Linked DNA regions of Homo sapiens: regions 1 and 2 are each linked to region 3. A link is a contact called in ENCODE Hi-C or POLR2A ChIA-PET data. All regions are on one chromosome and are shown on one strand. The core of a region is the stretch at or near the end of the contact, and the rest is flanking DNA. Distances in the headings are between cores, read along the strand shown.

Region 1 (3,837 bases), core at 1,126-3,625, 2.2 Mb before region 3:
TAGTCAAAAATCATTTGCTACATACCCCACAATGATGGTAATAACAGGTTAAGAACCACAAATGTGATGGGAAGTAAAGGTGAAAAACATTGGTCAGAGCTATCCCTGAGTATAAACAGAGGCATTTAAACAGTGAAGAGAAATGATTCAGCTTGCAGTTGAGAAGATTGCTCTGGAAATGTTGAGAAAGGGGATAGTACAGTTAGGAAGTTATTGCAAAAGTCCCATTTAGTTAGGGGTAATAGATGCCTAAATCAAGATGGTACTGGGGAAAGATGATACAATTTTAAAACGTGGCAAAAATAGAAGATAAGCTTTGTGAGGCCATAGGCGTAACATGTCACTATCTCTACTGGTCTCTAGCTGAATAAATATTTGTTGAATGAATAAATAAGATCTTGGTGGTAAGGCGGTGCATTATAATGGTGAAGCCAGACTGCTTGGGTTCAACTGGACCTCTTCCACTTACTAGCGCTATGATCTTAGACAAGTTACCTGACCTCGATGCCTCGGCTTTTCCATCTGTAAAATGGGACTAATAATAGTGTCTAGATTACAGGGTAGTTTTCAGGATGAAATGGGGTTACTACATAAAGTGCATAGAAGAGGGCCTGATACATATAGGGACATATTAGTTATCATTTTTATTTGTGAAACGTTGTCCTTTAACAGAACTTCAGATGTGAAAAATACAGTTCTGGGGGAAGAGCAATTGACAGCACTGACAGTGTTAAATTAGCCATGAAGTGAAGATGCCAGATAGTGTGGACTGGGGCCTTGGGAGAAAGGAAGGGGCTAGACACTTAGAGATCAGACTCCAGCCACTTCCCTCTGCTCCCCACAGCCCTCCCAATCACACTAGCTTCTTGCAGTTCCTCCAACAGATGCAGTTTGTTTCCTGCCTCCTTCCCACTGCTGTTGCCTCAACTTGGAAGGGCATAGAGCCTGGATTTAACAAATATTTGCTTAATGATTCAGTAGATGATCTTGGAACTCTTTTAAGTGGAGTAAATGTTAAATCCTTGAGAATGTATGAGACTGCCATAGAAGAAAGTATCCAGAAAGAAAAGGTATCAGTACAGAAAAGAAGAGTCAGAAAATACCGTGCAAAGGCACATTCAGAACGTAACCAGGATAGCTGGAGCCAGGATTCAAGGAGAGAGGTAGGTAACATTCAATGCTCAGAGGAGGCAAACAGGGTGAAGAATAAAACACTGGGTTTGGCAATAATTTCAGGAACGAACGCTGAGAAAGTCATTTTTCCATGAAGTTGCGGGGGGGTGGGGTAGAGGTCAGATAGTTAATTAGGGAAAAGAAGTCAACAAACTATTTTATCAAAAGGTTTAGGGAAGAGAAGCCACTCTCCTCCTACCAGAGAGTGAGGAAGCAACTGGAGAGAAGTAAACTACTGTACAGTGAATAAAAACATGGGGCTACATCCTAGAGGCGCTGTGCATCTTTATCTGCACAGAGTTTTGTCACGTCCACAGTGCTTTTCACACGCACTATCTAATCTGATCGTACCCCAGCTCCCTGATGATATAGCCTCTAACTGAGGGGTTCTCAAGGTGCGGACCAGCAGCAGCATCACAGATAACTTGTTGGAAATGCACATTCATGGGTTCCACACCAGGCCTACAGAATGAGAAACTACGGGTGGGGCCCAGCAGTCTGTTATAACAAGTCCTCCAAGGGATTCTGATGCTCTCCAAGTCCCCATAGCCACCACACTCGGGAGACAACCGCTGCAGCGCGCAGGGACCGCGGTTGGAGGACAGAATTTCCCCTTCTCAATCTTCGGCCTGTGTCCTCTTCGCTCTTAAGGGAGGTAGTGAACAATGAGACAGCCCCTCAGAGAAAAGTCGCCAGGCAGGGGACTCAGCTGGAGCGAACTCCGCCCATCCCGGCCAGGGCGGAGGCGAGGTGCGGATTCCTTCCCCAAACCACGCCCCCATGCCCGCCCCCAGCCTCCGCCCCCGCACGACCCGAGGGCCCCCCGCCCTCGGGCTTCGACTTCCGGTGCTGGAGGAGGGGGCCGGCGGCGAGGGACTCCAGGAGGACGCGTCCAACTTCGAGACCGGCGGGGGCCGGCTCCGCTCTTCCAACCCCTCCATGTGTGAAGAGGGCGGACGACGCAGCGGGGGAAGAAAAATAAGCTAGTCTAGGACAAGTGTCCAGGCGACGTGGAACCCAGTAAGGGAATAAAGAAGACTGGAAACGTCTCTCCCCTCCCCTATCCCAGTCCCTCACCCTAATCCGCGCGCAATAGAAAAGGCGGAAGCGCCTGTCCACGATCAGGGCGGGGCAAGGGGAAGAAATCTCGCGATAGGAGAGCGGTCCGGGCGGGGGTGGCACCTCTCCCTCCTCCTGGCGTTAGTTCCGGTCGCAGAGGAGACACCGCCGCAGTTGCCGGTACATCGGGGATTTCTGGCTCTTTCCTCTTCGCCTTAAATTCGGTGAGACGCGGCGCCCCGCTCACCCCGGGCGGACGCTGCGGGTCGTGGACGCCGGGCAGAGGGAGAGGGAGGCGGCGGGCTGGATGCGGCCCGGCTTGGATGGGCCCGAACGGAGGTCGCCTCTTGAGGCCGGGCCGGATCTAGGGCCTGAAAGGCCGCCGCTTCGGCAGGGAGGCCGAGGGGTAGCGGCGGCCCGGGTGGGGAGGTGGGGTCCGGGTGTGCGCCGCGGCGCTGGCTGCGAAGGCAGTGGCCGAGGCGGGCTCCCTCTGGGCCGTGCCCGGCCTGGCTAACAAAGCCGCCGCGGCCTCTGTTGTGTGATGTACGCGTGGGGGCTTCCGGCGGGCGGGGCGGAGGGGCTGCCACCCACCACCGCTGCGGCCGCCGCCTCCGCCGCTGCTTTCGCTGGAGGGCGGGCGGATGTACGGGGCGCCTGGGGCCCCGGCGCAAAGCGCCTCAGTGACTGTGGTCCGCTCGTTGCGGCGGCCGCCACCGCAGGCGACAGGGTCAGTGGAGAAAGAGCCGCGGGACCCTACGGCGCCCCGCTGTGGCCGATGGGGTCCTGGGCGGGAAGCGGGTGATCTGTGGCTCGGGCGGGAGGCATGGGAAGGGTGTGGATTGGGAGACACGTTACCGGGGAGGAGGCTAGGACTGTGGGATATGGGCGAAGGAGGCTGGGCTGGCTGTTAGTTTTGCAGGCCTGAGTGGTGCAAGGCGGCCGCTGTTGCGGTCACAGGCATGACCTAGGGTAGGATGGTGCTGCCCGTAACCAGGCTTGTCAGAAGAAGGGGTTCACCTTTTGACAGTGTTTTAGAATTGGCATACACATTTTGGATGCCTGCTGACTATGGTGATAATCTCTCTTTGCGTTCTGCGATGCTTAGTGGTCGTGGAAGATGTAAGTGAATGTAAAGAGGAATGTGGAGAAAACTGAACAATTAGGTTTATGACGGGTGATCACTGTAGCACTACAATGTCGCTTAAAAGTAGTTCACAGCACTAATTTGAAGGGTTTCTTGTAGAGAGAAATGCACATTTTGACGTACATTTGATTCAAGTGCAGGTAATTCTTTGTGCCTGTATCGGGTATAATTGCCAGCTTTATATCCTGAGAGTGGGTGTTCCATTTGATTCATATGTGACTAGACTAAGGTTTGATGTTTTGCTTTAAAAATTAGTATTATGGCACTGATATTAAGGCTTTATTTCTCCTTTCCTAGGGTGTCTTTTATGAATAATCAAAAGCAGCAAAAGCCAACGCTATCAGGCCAGCGTTTTAAAACTAGAAAAAGAGGTAAATATTTACGTTTTAATGTCTCTCTTCAAACCTCCAGAACATCTTGTGTATCTTGCCTTCTCTGACAGGTACTTGCATATTACTAAA
Region 2 (3,629 bases), core at 699-3,198, 2.5 Mb before region 3:
TGAGATGGAGTCTCGCTCTGTAGCCCAGGGTGGAGTACAGTGGCGCCATCTCGGCTCACTCCCGGGTTCAAGCAATTCTCCTGCCTCAGCCTCCTGAGTAGCTGGGACCACAGGTATACACCATCATGCCGGGCTAATTCTTGTAATTTTAGTAGAGACGGCGTTTCACCATATTGGGCAGTCTGGTCTCCAACTCCTGACCTCAGGTGATCCACCCACCTCGGCCTCCCAAAGTGCTGAGATTACAGGCGTGAGCCACTGCACCAGGCCCAGGGAAGGTTTAAGGGTTGGATTTTTTTAATCCATTCTGGAGATCACAGAACCACAAGTGACACTGTGGTGTTTTCCCACCTAAAACAATACTGTGATGAAAAAGGTACTCCCAATTATTGAGAATCTGCAGTATCCACACATTTCATAGCAAGTTGAAAATGGCTGCCAAAAGGCTCAACTACATCCATGTCAATTCACTTTTACTCAGTGAACAACTAAGATCGTTTTGTAGATGCCAGCTAGTCTCCAATAAAATGGAAGGAGACCATTAAAATCTGAGGAAGACCATGTGTGTAGAATACGGTCAGCAACAGAAACCATTATGGGCCAAAGGTCCAGCCTTCCAAAACCACTTATGGATGTGACATCTCGCACTGCCTAGAAGTCCTGGGAGCAGCACTCCAAAGATCCATGTGTGAGAGCCACCTCTGAGGCATGGGATGGAACTTGTTCCCTCTGCCTCATTACTGGCTCCCTGGAATCCTATCTATTCTTCAAGGCCTTCAGCAAACCTAATTTCTTGCATGACCGTCCCACGTATCCTTCTGCCCCCCAAGTTAGAATCCTTGCACAATTCTACAAATATACTGTGTGTCTGTCCACTTTTTACCCCACTTGTTTAATCCCTACTTTTTGGTCTGTAGGCCAAGGAAGCCAGGGCCTGTGTCACTCTTAATAACTCCCATTTACTGAATGCTTATTATGTGCCAGCCATTGTAAGAGACACTTGACACACTTTACCTAATTCACACAAAAACTCTATTGGATGGGAATTACTGTCCCTGTTGACAGATGAGGCCATTGGGGTAAAAAAAAAGAGTGATGTGTACAGGGGCCACACAAGGACTGACTGCTAGTAGGTTGTGGAGCCAGCCCCAATCCAGAACGGCAGGACGAACCCCAAGTTCTTCCTGCTTCACCCCACACCGCCTCCTCCAGCACTGTTTCACCCCTATGGATCCTGACCCAGCCCTTTCACTCTCTAAGCATCTGTCCATCTCAAGACTTGGCTACGATAACACAGCAGCACCCCGATCCCGAGGATTTAAGAGCTACTCCTCCTACCCCAACCCCAGGCAGTCTCTCCTAAGGATAGGAACATCATCATTCCAAGGCCACACCAGGGGGGCACTCCGCAGGCCCCATCCTCAAAAGCACCCAGTTAGGCTCCCTGCTATGTGGAAAGTGTCCAGCCCTCGGGGACAATGTCCCCCAGAGTGCATTCCTATGATCACCTGCATCAAAACCATCAGGGACGCTTGGGAAAACGAAGACACTCCGGCCACAGCACACAGTTCCTCAGAAAGTCTGAGGAGGGGTCGGGATCTGCCCGCGAACCCCACTTTGAAAAACATCGCTCAAGGGGCTCACACTCCTCTTCCGAAGCGGGAAGAGCCGGGAGGAGCTGGGGAGCCAGAAAGCCCCGCCACGGTCTTCCGCGGCCTGGAGACCCCAAATCGGCCCGAAGCCCGAGCCTGCAGCCCGGGGCGCGCGCGTTACCAGCGCGGCCCGTGCCCTTCCTCAGGGCGCCCCGCCGCCTTCCGGGCCCGCGGCCCATCCCGCGCCCGGCTCTTCCGCACCGGGGGGGTGGGGCGGGTCGGCAGCTTCCCAGACTGACCTGCGGCCCGCCAGACCCTCGGCGCGGCCGCCGGACGCCGCGGGGCGGACGCGGAAGTGAACGCCTTCTCAGCTGCTCGGCAACTCGGGAGCAGAGCGGCCCCAGCGGCGCCCCCGTGCGGCCCGGCTCTGAGGCAGCGGCTCAGGGAGGGAGGGAGGCCACGTCCCGGGCACGCCACGCCACGCCACGCCCCGCCCCCAGATTCGTCTCGCCCCAGTGGGCCGCCTCGGAGTCGGGTGGGTCTTCCATCCCGGAGGTAAGGGAAACACACGGTAGAGAAGGCCAGGGCTGAACCCCAAGGGACGGTCTTGTGTGTTCAGAGGCTGGTTTTACAGGTGAAGAGAAGAAACAGCCGCAGAAGTTGCGATTGTCCAAGGTCACTTAATAAGTGGCAAGAATTAGGATGTTAAGTGTTCTCACCCCCAGGTCAGTGCCCATCCCTCCAAACAGGGCTGCTCAGTGCCAACGTGTGTTAATATATTGCACTTGGATAAGTCTATCTGGATAGTGTCTGCAGCTTACAAAGCTTTTTCACACACAGCATTCTTGTTTAGTCTGTGTGACAGTGATATAAAGGGTGATATTTATTTCCCATTATAGCAAGGAAAATTGAGGCGAGAGCAAACATTTATTCAACACTTTTGTACACCTGACACTGTGCTAAGTGCTTTGCATGCACTACTTAATTTCCTGTTAACGATAACCCTAAAACAGTTCTTCCAGTTTCTAGCACCATCTTACCTTGTGCAAGGTACTGTGCTAGATATTTCAAGAGAAATATAACAGTCCTGTTTTCAAGGTGCTTCCCCAAAATCAAAAATATTTGGTTCCAAATTTCCCTGACTGGCTCTTAGAAGAGAATAAGCCAAAGAGAGGTAAGTCAACCTATCCCCTTAGATATTAACAGTCTTAGGAGAGAGGGAAGGTTTGTTCAACCTGTAATTATTAAGCACTAGCTATGGAGCAAGCACTGAGAGTAAAGGACTGGAAGAGACAAATAATGGGCGTTCAACCTTACTTTCCAGTACAACATGCAGAAAACTTGTTCTGTAAATATTTTAGGCTTTGTGGGCCATGCACAACTACTCAACTCAGCAGTTGTAGTCTAAAAGAAGGCATAGGCAAAACCTGAACAAATGAGCATTGCTAGTTCCAACTTTATGGACACTGAAATTCCAATTTCACATAATTTTCATGTGTCAAAAAATATTCTTTTAAAAATGCAGCTTTTTCAAACACTTAAATATGTACAAGCCATTCTTAGATCATGGGCCAGACAAAAACAAATGGTGGTCCATGGGCCATAGTTTGCCTGCCCTTGTTCAAGTGGGAGAAACAGACACTAAGCAAAGTGGTGACAGAGAGTGATAACTAGGTGCGAGGAAATGAGTGGACATTTAAGTTGAGGGCTAGGAGTCAGAATGAGTCCACCTTCTGCAGAGATGGAGGAAGGGTATTTTAGGAAGAAGGGAGAGCAAGTCGGAAGCCCCTCAGGCAGGAAAGGACTCAGCAATTTGTAGGAAGAGAAAGGCCACTAGTATGTCTGAGCCTTGGTGGGCATCAGGACAAAGGGGAAGATGAGATGGGATGAGGTTGAAGAGAGAGGCAAGAGCCCAGACTCTAAAGTATTGTGTGGCCATGGTAGAAATTTAATTTGACTGTAAGCATAATGAGAAGCTATTGAAAGGTTTTAAGCAGGGAAGTGACACAATTGATTTACTATTAAAAAAAAATAATC
Region 3 (3,595 bases), core at 823-3,322:
TTAGAGAAGTCAGAGAGGAAAATGTTGGAGGAAAATGAAGTAGGTCCTTGCAGGCCTTTTAAAGTGGAATGGGAAGCCATTGGAGGCTTTTTAGCAGAGAAGTGACATCTTACTTCCATGTTAAAAGATCTCTGTGTTTGCTATGTTGAGAATAATCCACGGATTTGGGGTAGAGTCACGGGCAGAGTCAGGGAAACAAGTTGGAAGGCTATTACAATAAACTAGAAAGTATTTTGTATAACTTAAACCATTTTAAAGACAGTAGCCACGGCTAGGTGCAATGGCTGACGCCTGGAGTCCCAGCACTTCAGAAGGCCGAGGCAGGAGGCTCCCTTGAGCCAAGGAGTTCGAGACCAGCCTGGGCGACATACGAAGCCCCTGCCTCTAATTTAAAAAAAAAAAAGGGAAAAGAAATAAAGATAGTGGTTACTACTACTATACCACCATCCATTTAAGGAAGAAAGTGTGGAGAGATGGTTAGGTATATTTTGGAGATATAGCTGAAAAGATTAGATTGGAAGTGAAGTACATGAGGAAGACAGCAAGCACACTTCCTAGGTTCTTGTACTGAGCAAGTACAAGAATAGAGTTGCTAAGTACTAAAATAGGGTATCCCAAAGGAAAAGCATATTTTCCCCCCAAAATTTTGACATATAAATTTCACATGCCTAATGGACAACCAAGGAGAAATGCTGAATGTAAAATGTAATTTCAGGATAAAAAATTGAAGGTGTAATTTGCAAGCAACTACTCTCAATTCTGCCATGGTAGAGTGAAAGCAGCTATAGGCAATACTAAAGGAATGGGCATGGTTGTGTTCCACTAAAATTTTAGGACACTGAAACTTGAATTTGAATTTCGTCTAATTTTCACATCTCAAAATATTGTTCTTTTGATTTTCGTTAAGCAAGTTGCAACCAGAATGGACTGCAAAGCCTATAACATTTATTGTCTGGCTCTTTTTATTTTATTTTTATTTTTTGAGACAGTGTCTCGCTCTGTCGCCCAGGCTGGAGTACAGTGGCGCCATCGGAGCTCACTGCAACCTTCACTCCCAGGTTCAAGCGATTCTCCCACCTTAGCTTCTAAGTAGCTGGAACTACAGGCGTGCACCACCACGCCAAGCTAATTAAAATTTCTTTTGCAGAGACAGGGTCTCATTCTGTTGCCCAGGCTGATCTCCTGGGTTCAAGGGATTCGCCCGCCTAGACCTCCCAAAATTCTGGAATTACAGGCGATAGCCACTGCGCCTCGTCTCTGGCTCTTCACAGGCAATTTGTGGATCCTTGTTACAAATGAAACAAGATGGGACATTAGTTGATCATTTTTGAAGTTGGGTGACGGTATACAGGGTTTCGTTATACTAGTTTACTTTAGAATATACTTGAAATCTTTCACAATAAAAAGTTGTGGAAATGTTTAACAAAGGTGAGTTATCTTACGCGTTTTTCTTTCCTTATACAAAAACCAAATCTCTCTGAAAGTTGTCTATAGTTAGTAAAGCCTTTTGCTTCTTTTCTGAAAAAGAAAAACCCTTTCGAAGTCTTTAGTGGTGGTAAAATAAGCCCTTTGGATATGACACTCGGTGACGACGAAAGCAGGCACAAAAGGAAAAGAGGAGTTTTTGGGGGGTGTCTGTGTGTGTTTTGTCTTTTTACATTACTCTAAATTCCCAGAACCAATCCCGGTTCTACAAATAAGTGAAACAAAATCCCCTTTAACACCGTAGGGTCTCACGCCCTCAGATGACTCACGGAAATGACGCCATCAGCGAAAAGCGGGGCGGGCGTAGACGTCAGCACGTCAGCCCTCCTCCATGTCCAGCTGAGGGAAGGCTCGTTTCAGTGCCGCGGCCGGCGCCCGCCAAGGGATGGGCAGCCAGAGCCTGTCGACTGCGGCTGCGCAGGTATGCTGGGGCGGGGCTTCAGGTCACCCCGCCCATCCCCAGCCTACGCGACCATTGAACAGCTGCCGCCCAACGGCTGGGTAAATCCTCAGCGGCCGAAATGATTAGCCCAGGGGGCAGCCCCGCCCCCTGCTCCTCCCGGCCTCTCGCCCCGCCCCCATGTCCCGCCCGCTCGTCTGCCTGGCTGCGGGGTGACACGGGGCTTCGCCTTGGGAAGGGGTCGAGGGAAGCAGTTAGACGGCTGCCGGGCGGCGGCTGCCGCGCGGCACACAATGTGAGCCCGGTGATGGGGAGCGGGCCGTTGGGAAGAGGGGGCGGCATGGCAAGAAATGGGAGGGCCCCGGTGCTTGGTGGTGGAGGGGCTGCAGAGTGAGGGGCGGCTTTGAGTGGGCTAGGCTGTCAGGGAGTGTTCCGATACTGTAGTGCAGGCTGGGATCGCGGTCGGGAGACGCCGAGTCCGCATTCCTCAGTTCTAGAGCTTCTCTTGGCAGCTCGGCACACCTTAAGTTTGCCTCTGTTTGGGTTGTCTTGGGATGTGAGGAGGAAATTAAAAGATTCCCCCAAACACTTGGATGCTTCTTTGGGAAGTTCCTCGCCGGTGTGTGCGTGCCCACTTCTCTTGGATGGAAAGGTGGAGAGGCCAGGTGGGCGGGTGGACTTCCACTCTCCGAGGATTGTTAGAACAAACGAACTGGGAATTCCTCCCCCGCCCCCACGCCCTGCCCTGCAACACAGCAAACAGTCCCAACTACTCCACCCCCACCCCACCCCAGACGGAGTCTTGCTCTGTCGCCCAGACTGGAGTGCAGTGGCGTGATCTGGGCTCACTGCAGCCTCTGCCTCCCGGGTTCAAGCAATTCTCCTGCCTCAGCCTCCTGAGTAGCTGGGATTACAGGTGCCCGCCACCACGCCCGGCTAATTTTTTGTATTTCTTTAGTAGAGACAGGGGTTCACTGTGTTGGCCAGGCTGGTCTCGAACTCCTGACCTCAGGTGATTCACGCACTTGGGCCTCCCAAAGTGCTGGGATTACAGGCGTGAGCCACCGCGCCTGGCCCCAACAACTTTGAAGAGGAGACCAGAACAAGAACATTCTAAGAGCTTTGATGTATTTGAAATGTCTGAGATGTGGGCCTTTTCCTTGTATCTGTACAAAAGGTATGAGTGGGAAGGGAGTCTTGCTCCTTATTCTCACTGGACGCATTCTTGGTTATGAACATGTACCCATCTCTAGGAGTCTGTCTGCCCTAGAGGATTCTATGGTGGACATACTGTGTTAGCTGTGATGTTTTCCTGAAACACAAGTTTCTATGAAATCTAATCAGTCCATGTGAAAGTATAGCGGGTTGTTTGTGGGAAGTGAAGAAGATACATCTTTAGTTTTTGATAAGTCTAGATTTTTTAGTATGGCCTCTTTTTCTAACCTGTGGATGTTTTTCTCTTTCACAGATTTATTTAATTGCCCAACTACCACTGATGAAGATATATTGGAGTGACTGCTGAAATTGCCTTTTTGTTTTTAACCAGAGGACAGTCCATTTGTTTCACTTCTTTTTGCTTTCTTTACTGCTATGAGCTTTACTGAACGGCTGAAAAACTTGGAAAATAAAATGGACATGCTGTAGTCTTGAACATAATTTTTTTAAGGAAAACTTAAAGTGCCAGAGTGAAAGCCAGAATGGCATCCAGAG

Evidence for each region. A loop is a pair of places that touch in the nucleus more often than their neighbours do. ChIA-PET counts read pairs that join two places held with the same protein, here RNA polymerase II (POLR2A). Pooled maps may share reads with other maps.
Region 1: a map with no recorded cell type shows a loop between it and region 3 (16-fold over the local background). The contact joins the promoter of BZW1 here to the promoter of NBEAL1 in region 3. A Hi-C loop is called at or near these places in 1 of 37 single-sample maps with no recorded cell type and 8 of 50 pooled maps. POLR2A ChIA-PET finds 5 or more read pairs at or near these places in 1 of 52 experiments (Caco-2).
Region 2: a loop to region 3 is called in a pooled map, with 7 times the contacts of the local background. The contact joins the promoter of KCTD18 here to the promoter of NBEAL1 in region 3. A Hi-C loop is called at or near these places in 2 of 37 single-sample maps with no recorded cell type and 6 of 50 pooled maps.

What each region holds. Positions count from the first base shown.
Region 1 is chr2:200,809,535-200,813,371 of GRCh38, forward strand. BZW1 (basic leucine zipper and W2 domains 1) reads left to right here and starts at 2,376. Exons shown (of 12, transcript NM_001207067.2): 1 at 2,376-2,456; 2 at 3,674-3,747. The coding sequence starts at 3,684. BZW1-AS1 (BZW1 antisense RNA 1) reads right to left here and starts at 2,636. Exons shown (of 4, transcript NR_110275.1): 1 at 2,251-2,636. RefSeq lists enhancers at 1,590-1,849, 2,698-3,213, 3,214-3,729 and silencers at 1,900-2,049, 2,580-2,949.
Region 2 is chr2:200,508,120-200,511,748 of GRCh38, forward strand. It overlaps KCTD18 (potassium channel tetramerization domain containing 18), which reads right to left and starts at 1,949. Exons shown (of 7, transcript NM_152387.4): 1 at 1,509-1,949. RefSeq lists a silencer at 1,722-2,181.
Region 3 is chr2:203,012,803-203,016,397 of GRCh38, forward strand. It overlaps NBEAL1 (neurobeachin like 1), which reads left to right and starts at 2,073. Exons shown (of 56, transcript NM_001378026.1): 1 at 2,073-2,180; 2 at 3,354-3,595. The coding sequence starts at 3,583. RefSeq lists an enhancer at 1,753-2,306 and a silencer at 1,945-2,174.